Linked DNA regions of Homo sapiens: region 1 is linked to region 2. A link is a loop called in an ENCODE intact Hi-C map of the cell type or tissue named here. Cell type or tissue: GM12878. All regions are shown on one strand.

The links. Hi-C counts contacts between places; a loop is a spot of excess contacts. Peaks named below come from ENCODE experiments on the same cell type or tissue, not always from the same donor. Only the 100,000 strongest peaks of a DNase experiment are listed, where the experiment ranks them.
Region 1: a loop joins it to region 2, with 3 times the contacts of the local background. A loop is called at or near these places in 2 of 110 quality-filtered maps.

What each region holds. Positions count from the first base shown.
Region 1 is chr1:76,034,083-76,042,082 of GRCh38, reverse strand. LOC124904200 reads right to left here and starts at 719. Exons shown (of 5, transcript XR_007066173.1): 1 at 400-719; 2 at 185-298. In GM12878, no CTCF peak of the experiment used is centred here; no DNase peak of the experiment used is centred here; H3K27me3 peaks cover 158 bases.
Region 2 is chr1:75,903,993-75,911,992 of GRCh38, reverse strand. All of the region lies in intron 19 of MSH4 (mutS homolog 4), which reads right to left. Among named protein-coding and RNA genes, the nearest start is that of ASB17, 24 kb to the left of the region's middle. In GM12878, a CTCF peak has its summit at 3,197 (motif pointing left); a DNase peak (open chromatin) is centred at 3,062.

The DNA of each region.
Region 1 (8,000 bases), 130 kb before region 2:
CCACTGTGTCTGCTTTTTATTTCTCCAGCACACATCTTCCCAAAACTAAATCCTATGTCTTCAATAGCAGACAGGGGTAAGAGAAACATACACCATGTGGCCTTCATGTGAGTCACCTGTGTGACAGGTCATTAAGGCATTTAGGGAGATGAGTGGCAAATCAGGAGTCAAAGAAAGAGGTTACCTGGTATCTGGAAGCGCTTCTCGCTCTTCCACTTCCTCAGCTGCAATTCATTCTCTTCTTTTCTTTTACCTTTTCCTCTCCCTTTTCTTCTTCTTTTTCTCCCCTTTTCTGTCTCTGAAACATGGAAAAACACTTTTGAAAAGCATGTTACTCAGTTAAAAGAACAGATAATACATGGATCAGTTACAGGGTTTGCAGTCTGCTCTCTCCCTCACCTCTCACGTGTACATCCCCCATCTACTAAAAACCAAAAGCCAAAACAAATAAACACAAAACAAAACAAAAACCCTTCTTGGGAAGAGCAGCTCTTCCTCTCTCCCCTCTCTTCCCAACCCCACCCCTATCAACTCCCAGGGAGGTTGGGAGCTGCCTTTGGGTCACTAGATTTCACAAATGAAGATCAAGGTACTTGTTAGAAATAATTAAAATAATGTGCAGAATTAAAGAAGACCTTGGAGGGGAGGGGAGGCCCTGTAAGTCAAGAGCCACCCTCCCGGCCAGGCGCAGTGGCTCACGCCTGTACTCCCAGCACTTTGGGAGGCAGAGGCGGGTGGATCACCTGAGGTCAGGAGTTCAAGATCAGCCTGGCCAGCATGGCGAAACCTCGTCTTACTAAAATTACAAAAAAAAAAAAAGTGAACCCAGGAGTAGTGGCAGGCGCCTGTAATCCTGGCTACTTGGGAGGCTGAGGCAGGAGAATTTCTTGAACCCGGGAGGAGGAGGTTGCAGTGAGCCAAGATCGCGTGATTGTACTCAAGCTTGGGTGTCAAGAGCAAAACTCCGTCTCAAAAAAAAAAAAAAAAAAAAAAAAACCGCCCTCCCCCACTCCTGACTGACTTCAAAACTCAGTTTGAAGTTGAGAGTTGAATCCAAGGAGTGGAGAGGGGAACTCGGGGAGTGGAGACATGCAGGCTCTATGGGCACTGGAAGCACGTCTGACACATAGGAGACATTTAGTAAATATTATTGAATTAATTAAAAACAACAGGAGTGGAGACAAAAATCTATGTGGGAGCTACAAATTAGATCTCCTTGTTTATTTTCTAAGAGTCCAATAAAGATTTGAATTGCTGTTAATTACTTTTGCTTGATGGATTGGAGTTCTTTCTGTGACACTCTGTGAGAGGAGAGAGAAAGAAATCAACTAGGCAGATAGGGCAAGGGTCCTAAGTAGAATTCCCTTCTAACAAAAAAGCAGCTTCTAACACAGAAAGGGGCCTCCTGTGTGACATACAGACATACAGTGGGCCCCAGTAAGCACAGTCCTCTCCCTTCTTGGAAATACTCAGACAAGGAGGTTTGCACAGCAGGGAGTGCCTGCAGCAGCACTGATAAGACGAGCTACCCTGGACCAGGAGCGTCCACTGTAGAGGGTCCCGCCTCCTGGCCTTTTTCACACATGCGCAGTGGGAAGAGATAGGCAACATGGAGTAACTCAGACTAAGGAGCCCGCATGAGCACTAGAAAAAGTGGGGTGGGAACTGTCAGAAATTTGAGCCTTATGTAAATGAAACACCCTCCCCACCAGCTTGTCTATAAAAACCCTTGCATTTCATTGTAAAATGGCAACCCATCTTTCTGGGACCCCTCTCTGCTCCCGAGAGCTTTCTTCCTTTCGCTTATTAAACTTCTGCTCTAACCTCACCTTTGGAGTGTCCGCATCCTTGATTTCCTCTGCCGTGATAACAAGAACTTCCAGTAATACCCAGACAATGAGGCTGGTTTCAACTCTTTGCCCTGGCTTTTATTCAAGTTACATACACACATTGTCATCTGCCACGCTGGGAAATTGATATCACTTAGTAAACCACAAAGCTGGTGTTAGAATGGGGTTTGTGACTCTTGTGGATGAGCATCCAATGACAAGATACATTTGCTTTTTACATATAAATATGTCTCCCTGGCCGGGCGCGGAGGCTCACGCCTGTAATCCCAGCACTTTGGGAGGCCGAGGCTGGTGGATTGCCTGAGGTCAGGAGTTCATGTGTGGCCAACACGGTGAGGCCCCTTCTCTACTAAAAATACAAAAAAATTAGCCGGGTGTGGTGACGTGCGCCTGTAATCCAGCTACTCGGGAGGCTGAGGCAGGGGAATTGCTTGAGCCAGGGAAGTGGAGGTTGCAGTGAGCCGAGATTGTACCACTGCACTCCAGCCTGAGCGACAGAGCAAGACTCCGTCTCAAAGAAAAAAAAAAAAAAAGTCTCCCCAAGAAAACCATAGAATGCTTACCATTTTAACATGTTATTTTAGAGAGGTGATAGTGCCAAATCCCTTATTACACAGGTACTAAGTTATAGACTTCCAGATGGAATGTAAGGAAATACAAAATATTTTTAATGAAGCAGTAGAATGAAAGTAAAAATGGGTGAAATGTATTTATACTTTGAAGAATAGCAGTTGAACATCTCTGGGTGCCAGACATTGTGCTGGGTGCAATGTAGCATTAGGAAATGTGGTTAGAGCATCAGAAAATCAGAAATTCTGATTTACATTAGGAGTGTGGTAAATGCATTTCTATCCATATGAGAATATAAGTTGAAATCATATAATTCCCTCCTTCTGGGAATGTTAACCTCCCTCTTTGGGGAATCTCGTCTCTCCCTGATTCTAGACATGCGGAGGTTCTAAAGGGGGCTTTACACGATAGGGCCCCGTTGTTTTGGCCACAATTGATGAGTCCAGAGATGGGCATCTAACCCAAACCAGCTAGAGATGTTGCTGAAGGTTTTGCTTCTCATTATGTAAAGAAGCTTGTCTGGAAAAAAAAAGCGGGGAATGGGGAGGTGGTGTGCAAAAGAAAAGGAAAGAAAAAGAGGGAGAGAAAGAGAGGCCTGAGAGAACAAGAGTCCCTAGCTCCATGGGCCTGTGCTCAGCCACACCCCTGCTTTCTCCTGCAGACAACTGAACTGATAAATTTCCATTTTTTACTAAACTAGCTTGAGTTACTTTTTTTTGTCACTAGTATTCAAAATGTTTCTAACTAATATACTTAATATGTTTAAAGTGGTATATATAAATAAGCAAGGGGCTTTGCTAAGCCAAAGAATTATTTTATGAGCCTTAAAAAAATTGACTTTTGAAACCAAAGCCTGTGTTTAAAATCCCAAGTTTATTGCTCACTAGTGGAGTAATCTTGGGCTACTGCCCTTGAACTGTGGTTTCAATACTACCTATAAAAAGCGATAAATACATACATTTATAGATACACATATATGTATATAACTTTTTGTCCTAAGGATCAAATGAGATAATATATATTAAACACTGTAAGTATAGTTCATTCTGTGAAAGGTGGTCATTGTTTTATACCCACTCTGATGATCCTGAATTAAAGGAAACAAAAGTTACAGACACGCTGTTGCTATACTGAAAGAATGTGGGCTGGAATGATTGAGGGAGTTTAAGAACATTCCTCAGTCAGATGGGGAGAGAATTATAGCCATGTTAAGTGAGCTCTTGGTAATTATTCAGAGCAAAGTCAGCAGAATTATTTTGCCACAGATAATACAGATAAGGGACCTGATAGAGTAAGTAGATTACCTCCTTTAGAGCTAATGCGAAACTATTTGGTAACATGAGAAAGAAAGTGGAAGAAATAGCACTTCTAGAGGTAACTAATGCTTTTCTGAAGATTCCTGGTTTTTTCCAGGGATCTCAGCATATCAACTGGACAACTTGATTAGACTCTATGTAGATACTGATGTCTGCGCATAGTCAGTCACTAGAGAAGGTGCACTAGTGGATCACTAGAGAATTATAAAAAGAACCTTAACTATTAATTTATGCAAAGGATTCTGGTAAGTTGTCTTAGATGAAGAATATGGTGCTAAAATTGCATCATTTGCAATCCTTGGTTGTGTGAACACAGTGTCACACTTTCTGGATTGATGATCTGCTTTTCAAAATTTGGCCAGTGGTTCAGCTATTTGAAGAAGTTATAAAGGCATCATCACAATGTTTAACGAAAGTGTAAAAGATCATCTGGGGCATCTCAGATTAATGCCAATTGAAAATCATAAGGGTGATCTGAAACACAACTTTAAAAATGCTAATTGGAACTTCCAGATGTCAAATACTCCACAGGAGATGGAAAATAAACAAGTAGACCTTCCTCCCCTCCACCCATTTTTCCTCATCCCTGCCATGTGAAATAACAAACAGCTTCAAATCACCTCCAACCAAAACGCAGCTGTTGTCTTCTGTATGTCACTTTCCCTGAGCCTCCAATGCGGCTCTCACCTCTAAAGCAAAGTACAGAAAATCGTTGTCTGCTTGGAGTTCCTAAGGCATGATATTCATCACCTGCTAGTATGACCTTTATCCTATAATGTTGCAGGTACTAAAGTAAGTGTTTGGTTTCCCATACATGACTTCAGGCAAAGTGCTAAGTGTATTCTTTGAGTCCTGGGACTTTGGACTCACAACACTTGTTGAATATTGGAGTTTCCTCTTACAGGACGGACATCTGCTTCCCACTGAGAAGTTGAGTACTGAGCCCTGGGTAATTTTAAAACTGCTCCACCTTCATCAGGACCTTTGGAGAAGCTTTCTTTGTCCTCATGTGGGTGTCACATTTGAAGAAAACCAACAAGAAGCCACTGAAGTTTTTAAGATAATTGACTTCCTCCAACTACATGGAAGACAAATAATTTAACTTAAAAAATAAGTGAGCCAGTTGTGATAGCCACGGAGGATGACAGTGTGGGAAAAAGATGGGTTCTCTCAGGCAAAGGGGACTGTGCCTCTCTAAAGCTATATGTCTGAGAGGTGGGGTGGTCACAGATTACATCAAATCTGGAGTATTACACTGAGATACTTATAATGTTTCATTAATCTGATTTAACTCAGCATAGGGAATGTAATTTGTTTATCCAGATCCTAGAGTATTAAGAGATTTGTGCAAAACTGAAATTTCTAAGTTGATTTTGAAGATTCCAGATGTTCCATTATTTATTCAAAATGTCAAATACTATATCATATACAGGCTTGGGGTTAGGTTTTCATGTAAGGCTAGAGTAGGATAAAACATACTGTTATGTATCTTTTAATAAAAGGATTAACAAGGGAAAGATATTTGTCTTCTATTCAGAAAAACTATTTAGCACTTATAGAGCTTTGATAAAATCAGGATTGTCAGAATCGTGATTTCTGGAGAAATATTAGAATGATCCAAGCTTCACTGCACACCTTTGAAATCAGACTCCCAATGTGCAATCACAAAGCAGGTGGGAGCTGGGGTTTGAAATCACTGTTCTAGATTAACTGCTTTCTTATTGGAGAATATGCACAAGAAAAAAACCAGAAAACTCAAGAAAGAGGCTAAAAAGCCTACCTCTGTACATTTCAGGGCAATAATTCTGTAAATTTGTCATCATTTGCAGTCTTAATAATTCCTACTCTCAGAGCCAGCCCAGCCTCAAAAATCTGCATTTTAACAAACTTTCATGTGATTCTGGTCTTAGGGTACCATTTTCAAACATTTCCTGTGGGCTCACTTTAATAAGAATGTGGCTGTTGTTAAGCAAAATGCTTTGTGCTATGAGAGGAGAATGAGAGTTGAAGCAATAATATTCAAGGTATGCAGTATGGTTTCACATGCTGTGATTTATTGATGATGATAAGTGATAGGTCATTCTAATCAGTCAAATTATCCATCAGGTATTAGTGTTGTGTTCCAACATTGAGCATCCCATGATCTGTGGATCCCTTTTGACTCACACGCTAGTTCCACAATGAAAGATTAGAGTTGTGCCCTCATAGAAAAATTGCTGGGGATAATGAGCATGCCATTTTCTCACTGACATTCTTCTATTAAATAATGTAGGTAATTTAATTTGTATGGATATACATTCTTTCTAAGGGACTTAAATATATCCCAAATCTCAATTTTTAAAGTAGCCCATAAATAGTTAATATATCATAAATTGGTCTTCATGCCAAAAGGTTCCAAGAAATTCTTCACATATATCACCTCATTTAATCCTAACAACAGCCCTATGAGATAGATACTAAGAATATTCCTATTTTACATATAAAAAAGCAAGGTGTAGAGACATTAAGAAACTTCGATACAGTCATGTGGCCAGTAAGTGCTGGAATCAAGATTTGAACTCACATCTGTCAGACTCCAGACTCATGTAAAAGAACCAAAGGCACATCCAGGCCTGGCTGATTCTCCCAAATGGACTAAAAATATGGGGAAATGGTTATATTTTATTGTATGGTTTAGACTAAGGAGCAAGAAAGCTGCTGCTCCTTTTCTGGACCGGGAGAGAATAATGGAGAGTGGTCTTCATTTGCCTAGTTTTAATCTATGATATGATGATGCTCAGCAAGCAGTGGTTCATGTAACCACTCTCATAGGGCTCTCACAGTTTAGTCCTCAGCCTGAGCACTGCCCACCGTACACCTTTCCAGAGAACATCACATCCATGTGTAATGGAAAAGCTCACGTATAAGTAAGGGGGCTTCTTGTTTAATTTGAAGTATATTGCTACAAATAGTTTTCTGTTTGGATATCAAATCATCTGGGCAGATATATGAAACTGATGGGTTGAGAATAGGTGGACATTTTTGAAACTCTCAAAGGCAAACAATGCAAGGTCCATAACTGTAAGCTACTAGGCAAACTGATGCCACCTCCTGACAAAGCCAGGACATTTTAGACTGTGAAATTATAGAGGAGGAACAGTCAGTTATGAATACAAAATGCTAACTGCAAATCACATCTCTGGCAATCTCAACTACCGGAACATAGCCAGAAACTAAAAAACAATAAAAAAAAATGACTTCTGAAACAGTAAAAGAGAAATCAAAGCCCATGTGCTTATCTCATACAGAAAAGCTTGGCTGTCACTTAGATCTTACTGACTTCTACTTTAGAAACAATTTTAGGAATCAACCCAAATGCCCATCAATGATAGACTAGATAAAGAAAAGTGATACATATATACCATGGAATACTATGCAGCCATAAAAAGGAATGAGATCATGTCCTTTGCAAAGACATGGATGGAGCTGGAAGCCATTATCCTCAGCAAACTAACGCAGAACAGCAAACCAAACACCACATGCTCTCACTTATAAGTGGAAGCTGAACAATGAGAACAATGGACACAAAGAGGAGAACGACACACACTAGGGTCTTTTGTGGGGTGCAGGGCAAGGGGGAGGGAGAGCATCAGGATAAAAAGCTAACGAATTTGAGGCTTAATATCCAGGTGATGGGTTGGTAGGTGCAGCAAACTGCCATGGCACATGTTTACCTATATAACAAACCTGCACATCCTAAACATGTATCCTGGAACTTAAAATAAAATAAAATAAAGATTTTTAAAAAAGAAACAATTTTAACAAAGTTGGTAATCAGCAATAAGTGGGGCAGATGCTAGTGTGAAGCACATTCATAGCCCCAGTAATAGCTGATAACTGATGGAGAAAAAAATCTTAAAAACTATTTTTAAAAATTCAGAAATAGAAAGTTACCACAGTGTGAGAATAAAAAAGGGTAATAGTTCAAAGCCCTGCATGTCTCCTGGTCATAAGGACATCATTCTACTACAGCCTATTAGATTCCATTGTATTACTGATAGACACATTAGTCACGGTCCATCAGAAAGTCATTCATTAATATGCTGCCTACTGTTTAAAAGGTAGGGAAGGATATAATCATTTGAGAAAGAGGCAAGGAGAAAGACTTTTCACTGTTACCTTTTAATCTTAGGGCCATGTTGTTTAGTCAGCTTGGGCTGCCATAACCAAATACCACAGACTGAGTGGCTTAACAGAAATTTATCTTCTTACAGTTCTGGAGGCT
Region 2 (8,000 bases):
TGAATAGAACTTCAGGACTGCAAATATACCTAGAAAATTCTTATTTCACCTCTTTGCCTGAACTAGATAGAGAAATCAGCATTTTTAATCTTAACTTTTTATGGAAAGTCTTAGTGAGTTTCCCTGAAATATAATCCCTTCAACTCATAATAGCAAGCAACTCCAGATTTTTTTTTACTTTTCACTATAGGAAAAATGAGTAAGATTTTATGAGGTAGAATAAGATTACCATATATTCACCCATCTATCTATTTGGTACACAGATCAATTACCAATTAGTCTATTATTTTAAGAAAGTTATTGAATATCTACTATCATCTATGTTCCAGGCCTCTAAGCTTACGTTTATATATCTATGGGGGATACAAAAATGTAAACCTCACATGATAACAGAACTCAAGGAGCTTACAGTCTTAATGGTTAAAAAAACAAAAGGCTTGTTGTAAGCAACTGATTATAATAATTAAGAAAAGTCCCATAAAACAGCCATAAAATACTCAGAGGAAGGGAAACTCACTTCCAGCTCAGGCCAAGAAAAGCTTGAATAGGATGGAGTATTGAAATTAATCCTGATAGATAAAACAGCCTAGAAGAGGGGGTATTCCACAGAGGAAACAGTTAGAGCAGGTACATTTGAAAGCATGGTACACAATCAGGTCAATATGATGAAATGGCAAGTAATTCAATGTAGTAATGACAAGTAATTTAATTTACAAGATTGAAATTGCAGAAATGTAGATTACGTGAAACCGAGTGATATTATGTAAGGGAGGTGTAGAAAACAAAGGAAAATCATGAAGCAGAAGCCAATAAGCTTTACAATCACGTAAAAACTGGTTAAGAAGGCAAATCCCTGAGCCACAGAAGATCCTTGACAATCTAGTATGGTACCCTGTATCTCAGGCAATTCTAATGCAGGTAATTCTAAAATATATTTTGAGAATTACAGAGGACTTTTTACACTAGACAAAGGAGTTCAACTTTACTTTGTAATAAATCATTAAAAGTTTCTGAGTAGGCAAACTACATAATAAAAACTATGCATTAGGAGACAATCTGGTAGAAGTGTATATAAATAGATTGAGAGAGAGAGAGAACTTACTGCATAGTCCTAATGACAGGTGATTAAGAGGAATGATCCATATATGACTTTGGTGAGTCACTGGGAGACTTAAAGGTGAAGAGATAAGAGTTTTTTTTAGAAGATGATAAATTTAACTTTGGCTTTTAAACATAGATTAAGATATGTAGGAGAAATATGGAGAAAAATATATAGATTCAGAGTTGAACAGAAATGATGATGGACGCTGTGAGAAAAGATGAGATCACCAAGTGCAGATTTTAGAAAGAAAAGAAACAAGGGCAAAAATCTTAGAAACTTTTATATTTAGTAAGTGGAATAAGAAAAAGTAATGATGATGGCTGGGTGCGGTGGTTCATGCCTGTAATCCCAGCACTTTGGGAGGAAGAGGCGGGTGGAATGCTTGAGCCCAGGAATTTGTTAAAAACCAGGCTGGGCAACACAGTGAGACCTTGTTTCAAAAAAAAGAAAAAAAAAGAAAAGAAAAAGTACTAGTGAAGAAGGGACAGAAGAAATAATCAAACAGGTAGGAGAATGAAAATATCCAGGAGAGAATAATTCCACATAGCCAAGAGAGGGCAGAATTAAGAAAAGAGAAAACAAGGGTAGTGTCAAGTGCCATAGAGAGATCATGGAAGATCAGAAGTGAAAAGAAGGACAAAGGATTTTATAATTAGTTGGTATTTAAGAGAAAACTTTGGGGAGAGTGATGACAATAAGACTCAGTTTAAACATGAGAAATGAAAGAAGCAAGCATGGGTTACTTTTGATAAGTTTGCAGTAAAAAGAAAATGAAATAATAGTTTGAAAAGTAGAGTAAACAGGCAGAATTTTAGGGGAGAAATCTAAGCATACTCTTAGAAAAAGGAAAAGCCTGTGACGAAAATATTAAAGATGCAAAAGAGAATAAAGGGAACTGAGAAGTAATAATAACTTAGTGGAGATTTTTTTAAAAGGTAGAATAGTTAACCTTCTGTCTGAAAGTCAGTCTCTTCCTCTGAGATAAGATGGAAGAGAGATGGAAGAAAAACAGAAATATTCAAAACAAAATTTTGAAGGAGGGGAGGTTCAAGAACTCATCAAGATGACCTCAAATTTGTTAAAAAGTAGGAGGCAGATTATCTGTAGAAAGTGAAGTGATTGAGAGTACAGGAAGAGTGAAACTGTTTCAAAAGAGTTATCGTAAAAGAAGCTAAATAATAAATAAAAAGAAAAAAATACAATTCTCATCACATACCATGGCCTGTCAGCGGGGGGAGGGGGTGGGAGGCAAAGGGAGGGATAGCATTAGGACAAATATCTAATGCATGCGGGACTTAAAACCTAGATGACGGGTTGATGGGTGCAGCAAACCACCATGGCACATGTAAACCTATGTAACAAACCTGCACGTTCTGCACGTGTATCCCAGAACTTAAAGTATATACTAAAAAAAAAAAAATACAATTCTGGATATCAACAAAATGGCAGAGTAGAAGCAGTCTGCCTTTGCTCTCCCCACAGAGAACCAAAAGCAAATATCTGGAGCACAGATTAACACCAGCAACATTTTAGAAGCCAAATCTGAGGCTGAAATGATAGTTGGGAGACAGAGAAGTGAAAAACTCTGAGCAGACTATAAAAAGAAAGAAAGTTCTCTATCTGCAATGTCCGTGCCCCAATCTGCCAGGCATCATGCACAGAAAATTCCTCCCAATCTCATTTGTTCTACTCTGGAAAAAGTGAGATTGAGGTGGATAGCCAGCTTCCCCACCATCCTGGGTTCCCTTGCAGAAAAATCATTCCTGCCTAAACCCACAGGAAGCACCACTAGTGCCTGGAGGGAGAAAACCGCCTGAGGGCAGCTAGAGACAAAAAGGGGAGTGGAATTAGAAACTCCAGCCTGTAAAACTACTCCTCATTTCAGTCGAAGGAGACACCAAATCAGTGTGGATGTACAGCAGCACCATGCTAGAGGAAGCAGATGCCACAGGTCATCTGGGTATAAACCCCTAGCCAGCCTTTCCACACAGCTGAGGTATCCCCTCTAAGAACCCTACCATCTGAGATGTGTAGTACTGCAAACATTTGCCAGAGCTGAGGAAATTCTGGGCTTAAGGTGCCATCTAGTGCTGAAAATGAGGCAGCAATCTAGGATTAAGGGGAATCACAGACAATTGCAAAGAACTTCTAAGCAAACATACAACCTAGAAAGTCCAACAAGCGAGACACTGAAGATAAACTGATCCTTCATTGCAAAAACATAGATATATATCCACAAGGAACAAGAGCAAACAGGAAACTATGATCTCCCCAAATGAACAAAGCAAGGAGCTGGTGATCAACATCGTGGTGAGATGGTGATACGTGAGCTCTAAGATCAAGAATTCAAAATAGCAGTTTTAAGAAAATTCATGAACTCTAAAACAGCACAGAAAAAGCAACTGATAAATTTATCAGAGAAATTTAATAAAGAGATTAAAGTTTGGCCGGGCACATTGGCTCACGCCTGTAATCCCAATACTTTGGAAGGCCAAGGTGGGCAGATCATTTGAGGTCAGGAGTTTGAGACCAGCATGGCCAACACAGTGAAACTCCATTTCTACTAAAAATACAAAAATTAGCCAGGCATGGTGGTGCACACCTGTAATCCCAGCTACACAGGAGGCTGAGGCAGCAGAATTTCTTGAACCCAGGAGGCAGAGGTTGCAGTGAGCTGAGATCACACCACTGCACTCCAGCCTGGGTGACAGAGCCAGACTCTGTCTCAAAAAAAAAAAAAAACAGATGAAAGTTTTTAAAAATCAAATGGCAAACAGATTTGAAACCCTGGAACTGAGAAATACATTTGTTGAACTTAAAAAAACTACAGAGGCTCTCCAAAAAAGAAATAGATCAAGCAGAAGAAAGAATCAGTGAGATTAGCCAGGCACAGTGGCTCATGCCTATAATACCAGCACTCTGGGAGACTGAGGCAGGCAGATCACTTCAGCCTAGGAGTTAGAGACCAGCCTGGCCAACATGGTGAAACCCCGTCTCACTAAAAAAATTAGACAGGCACGGTGGCACATGCCTGTAATTCCAGCTACTTGGGTAGCTGAGGCACAAGAAATACTTGAATCCAAGAAGCGGAGGTTGCAGTAAGCCAAGATATAGTCAGAGGGAAAAAAAAACAGAATGAAAGGAATAAAGACAGCCTGAAAGATTTTATACATATATATATATATATATATATATATATATGTATAGAGAGAGAGAGAGAGAGAGAGAGATACACCGTGGAAGAGCAAATCTAAGATTCACTGGTGTTCAAGAGAGAATTGAGAAAGAGCAAAGAGTAGAATGCCTATTTAAAGGAATAAAATGGAAAACCTACTAAACCTAGAGAAATATGTTAATATCTAGGTACAAGAGGTCACAGAACACCAAATATATTCATCCCAAATAAGACAAGCCAAATGATATAATAATCAAACTCTCAAAGGTCAAGGACAAAGAGAATCCTAAAAGCAGCAAGAGAAAAGAAGCAAATAACATATAAAGCAGCTCCAATTCATCTGGCAACAGACTTCTCAACAAAAACCATATAGATCAGGAGGGAGTGGAATAACAGATTCAAAGTGCTGAAGGGAAAAAAACTGCAAACTGAGAATACTATACCTAGCAAAACTTTCCTTCAAACATGAAGGAGAGAAAAAGTCTTTTCTAGACAAACAAAAGCTGAGGAAATGCATCATTACTAGACCCATATTATAAGAAATGTTAAAGGGAGCTCTTAAATCTGAAAGGAAAGAATGCTAACATGCAAAAGACAAACAAACAAACAAACTTGAAGTTTAAATGTAAGTACATAAATTCAGAATACTCTAATACTATAAATGTGATGTGTAATCTACTCATATCTCTAACATAAAGACTATAAGACACATTTATTAGCTGGGCGTGGTGGTGGGCGCCTGTAGTCCCAGCTACTCAGGAGGCTGAGGCAGGAGAATGGTGCGAACCCAGGAGGCAGAGCTTGCAGTGAGCCAAGATCGCGCCACTGCACTGCAGCCTGGGCAAGAGAGTGAGACTCAATCTCAAAAAAAAAAGAAAAAAAAAAAGACACGTTTATGAAAATAGTAACTACAGACACCTTTAAAGAAATAGACAATATAAGAAGGTGTAAATTGAGACAAGAAAAAATCAAAATGTCAGGGGAATGAAGTTAAAGTACGGAGTGTTTCAGTTTTTCCATTGTTTGTTACTTTCTTCTCTCTATGGTCAAAACTAAGTAGTTATCTGTTTAAAATAAAGTGTTATAGCTATAAAATATTTTATAAGCCTCATGAAAATCATAAATTAAAATATATATATTTAAATTTATATAATATATAATATATTATATATTATATATATTATATATAATATATACATATTATATATTATATATATATAATATATAATATGTATATATTATATATAATATATATAATATTGTATATATATTATATATATTAAAAATATAAAGCAATGAATTAAAACATACTACCAGAAAAAATTACTTAATCAAAAAGGAAGAAAGAGAGCACTTACAAAACAACCAGATAACAAGTAACAAAATGGTAGCAGTAAGTCTTTATCAGTAATAGTATTGAATGTAAATGTCCTAAATTCTCCAATTAAAAGACATAAGAGTGTCTAAATGGATTAAAAAAACAAGACTTAAAAAAACAGGAGTTCAAGACCAGCATGGACAACATGGTGAAACCCTGTCTCTATTAGAAATACAAAAATTAGCTGGGTGTACAGGCGGGTGCCTGTAATCCCAGCTACTTGGGAGGCTGAGGCAGAAGAATCGCTTGAACCTGGGAGGTGGAGGTTGCAGTGAACTGAGATCAAGCCACTGTACTCCAGCCTGGGTGACAGAGCAAAACTCTGCCTCAAAAAAAATAAAAGAAATAAAATAAGATCTAACTGTATGATGCTAACTAGAAACTCACTTCACCTACAAAGTCATACTAGACTAAAAGTAAAGGGATGGAAGAAGATATTCCAGATAAATAAAAACCAAAAAAGAGCAGGAGTAGCTATGTTTATATCAGATAAGATAGACTTCAAGTCAAAGACTGTAAAAAGAGACAAAGAATGTTATTCTATAATAATAAAGGGGTCAATTCAGCAAGAGGACATAACAATTATAAATATATATTCACCCAACAGTGGACCATCCAAATATGTAAAGCAAAAATTCATAGATATAAAGAGAAATATAGACTGCAATACAATACTAGTAGGGGTCTTCAACATTCCATTCTCAGTAATGGCCAGATCATCCAAACAGAAAATCAACAATTAAACACTGAAGTTAAACTACACTCTAGACTGCCTGGACCTCACTGACATTTGCAGAACATTTCATCCAACTGCTGCAGAATACAAATTCTTCTCATCATCACATGAAACAGTCTCCAGGATAAACAATACATTAGGCCACAAAACAAGTGTCAATAAATTCAAAAATGTCGAAACCCTATGAAGTATATTTTATTCCACAATGGAATAAAACTAGAAATCAATAACAGAATGAACTTTTGGAAACTATATATATAAATACATGGAAAATAAACAACATGCCCCTGAACAATCAATGGGTCAATAACGACATTAAAAAGAAAAATTTAAAAATTCTTGAAAAAAATACATGACATACTAAAATCTATGACATACAGCAACATATTGCTAAGAGAAACGTTTATAGCAATAAACACCTACAACAAAAAAGTAGAAACATTTAAAAAAAAACAACAACAACCTAACGTGGTACTTCTCAAAGCTAGGAAAGCAAAAACAACAAGCCAAACCTAAAATTGGTAGAAGAAAAGAAATAATAGAGATCAAAGCAGAAATAAATGAAGTTGAAACTAAAATAAATACAAAAGACAAACAAATCTTTACTAGACCAACTAAAAAGAGAGAAGACCCAAATAAAATCAGAAATGAAAAAGGAGACATAACAATTGATACCACAGAAATACAAAGGATCATTAGAGACTATTGTAAACAACTATATGCCAACAAATTGGAAAACTTAAAAGAAAGAAAGAAATTTCTGGAGACATACAACTTACCAAGATTGAAGCATGAAGAAATAGAAAACAAGAATAGACCTATAATGAATAATGAGATTGAAGTAATAATAAAAAATCTCCCTTCAAAGAAAACCCCACAGTATAGGGAGACCCCCATCTCTGCAAAACAGTAAATAAATAAAAATTAGCCAGATGTGGTGGTGTGTACCTGTGGTCTCAGCTATTTGGGAGGCTGAGGTAAGAGGATTACTTGAGCTAGGAGGTCAAGTAAGCAGTGGGCTGGGATTGCACCACCACACTCCAGTCCAGGCAACAGAACAAGATCCTGTCAAAAAAAAAAGAAAGAAAAAGAAAAAGAAGAAAAGCCAGTACCTGATGACTTCACTGCTGCATTATACCAGATATTTTTAAAGAAGAATGAATAGCAAGTCTAATCAAATTATTTCAATTAATTACAGAGGAGGGAACACTTCCAAACTCATTCTATGAGGCTAGTATTACCCTGATATCAAAACCAGACTATGAAACAACAAATAAAGAAAACTACAGGCCAATATTCCTGTTAAACATAAATTAAGAACCCAACCAAATACTAGCAAACCAAATACAACAACACACTGAAAAGATCATTCACCATGATTACACGGAATTCATCCCAGGGATGCCAGAATGATAAAACATATGCAAATCAATAAATATGATATGTCATATTAACAGAATCAAGGACAAAAACCATGTGATCTTTTCAATAGATGCCGAAAAAGTATTTGACAAAATTCAACATTCCTTTATGACAAAACGTCTCAACAAACTGGGTGTAGAAGGAACACACCTCAAAACAATAAAGGACATACATTACAAACCCACAA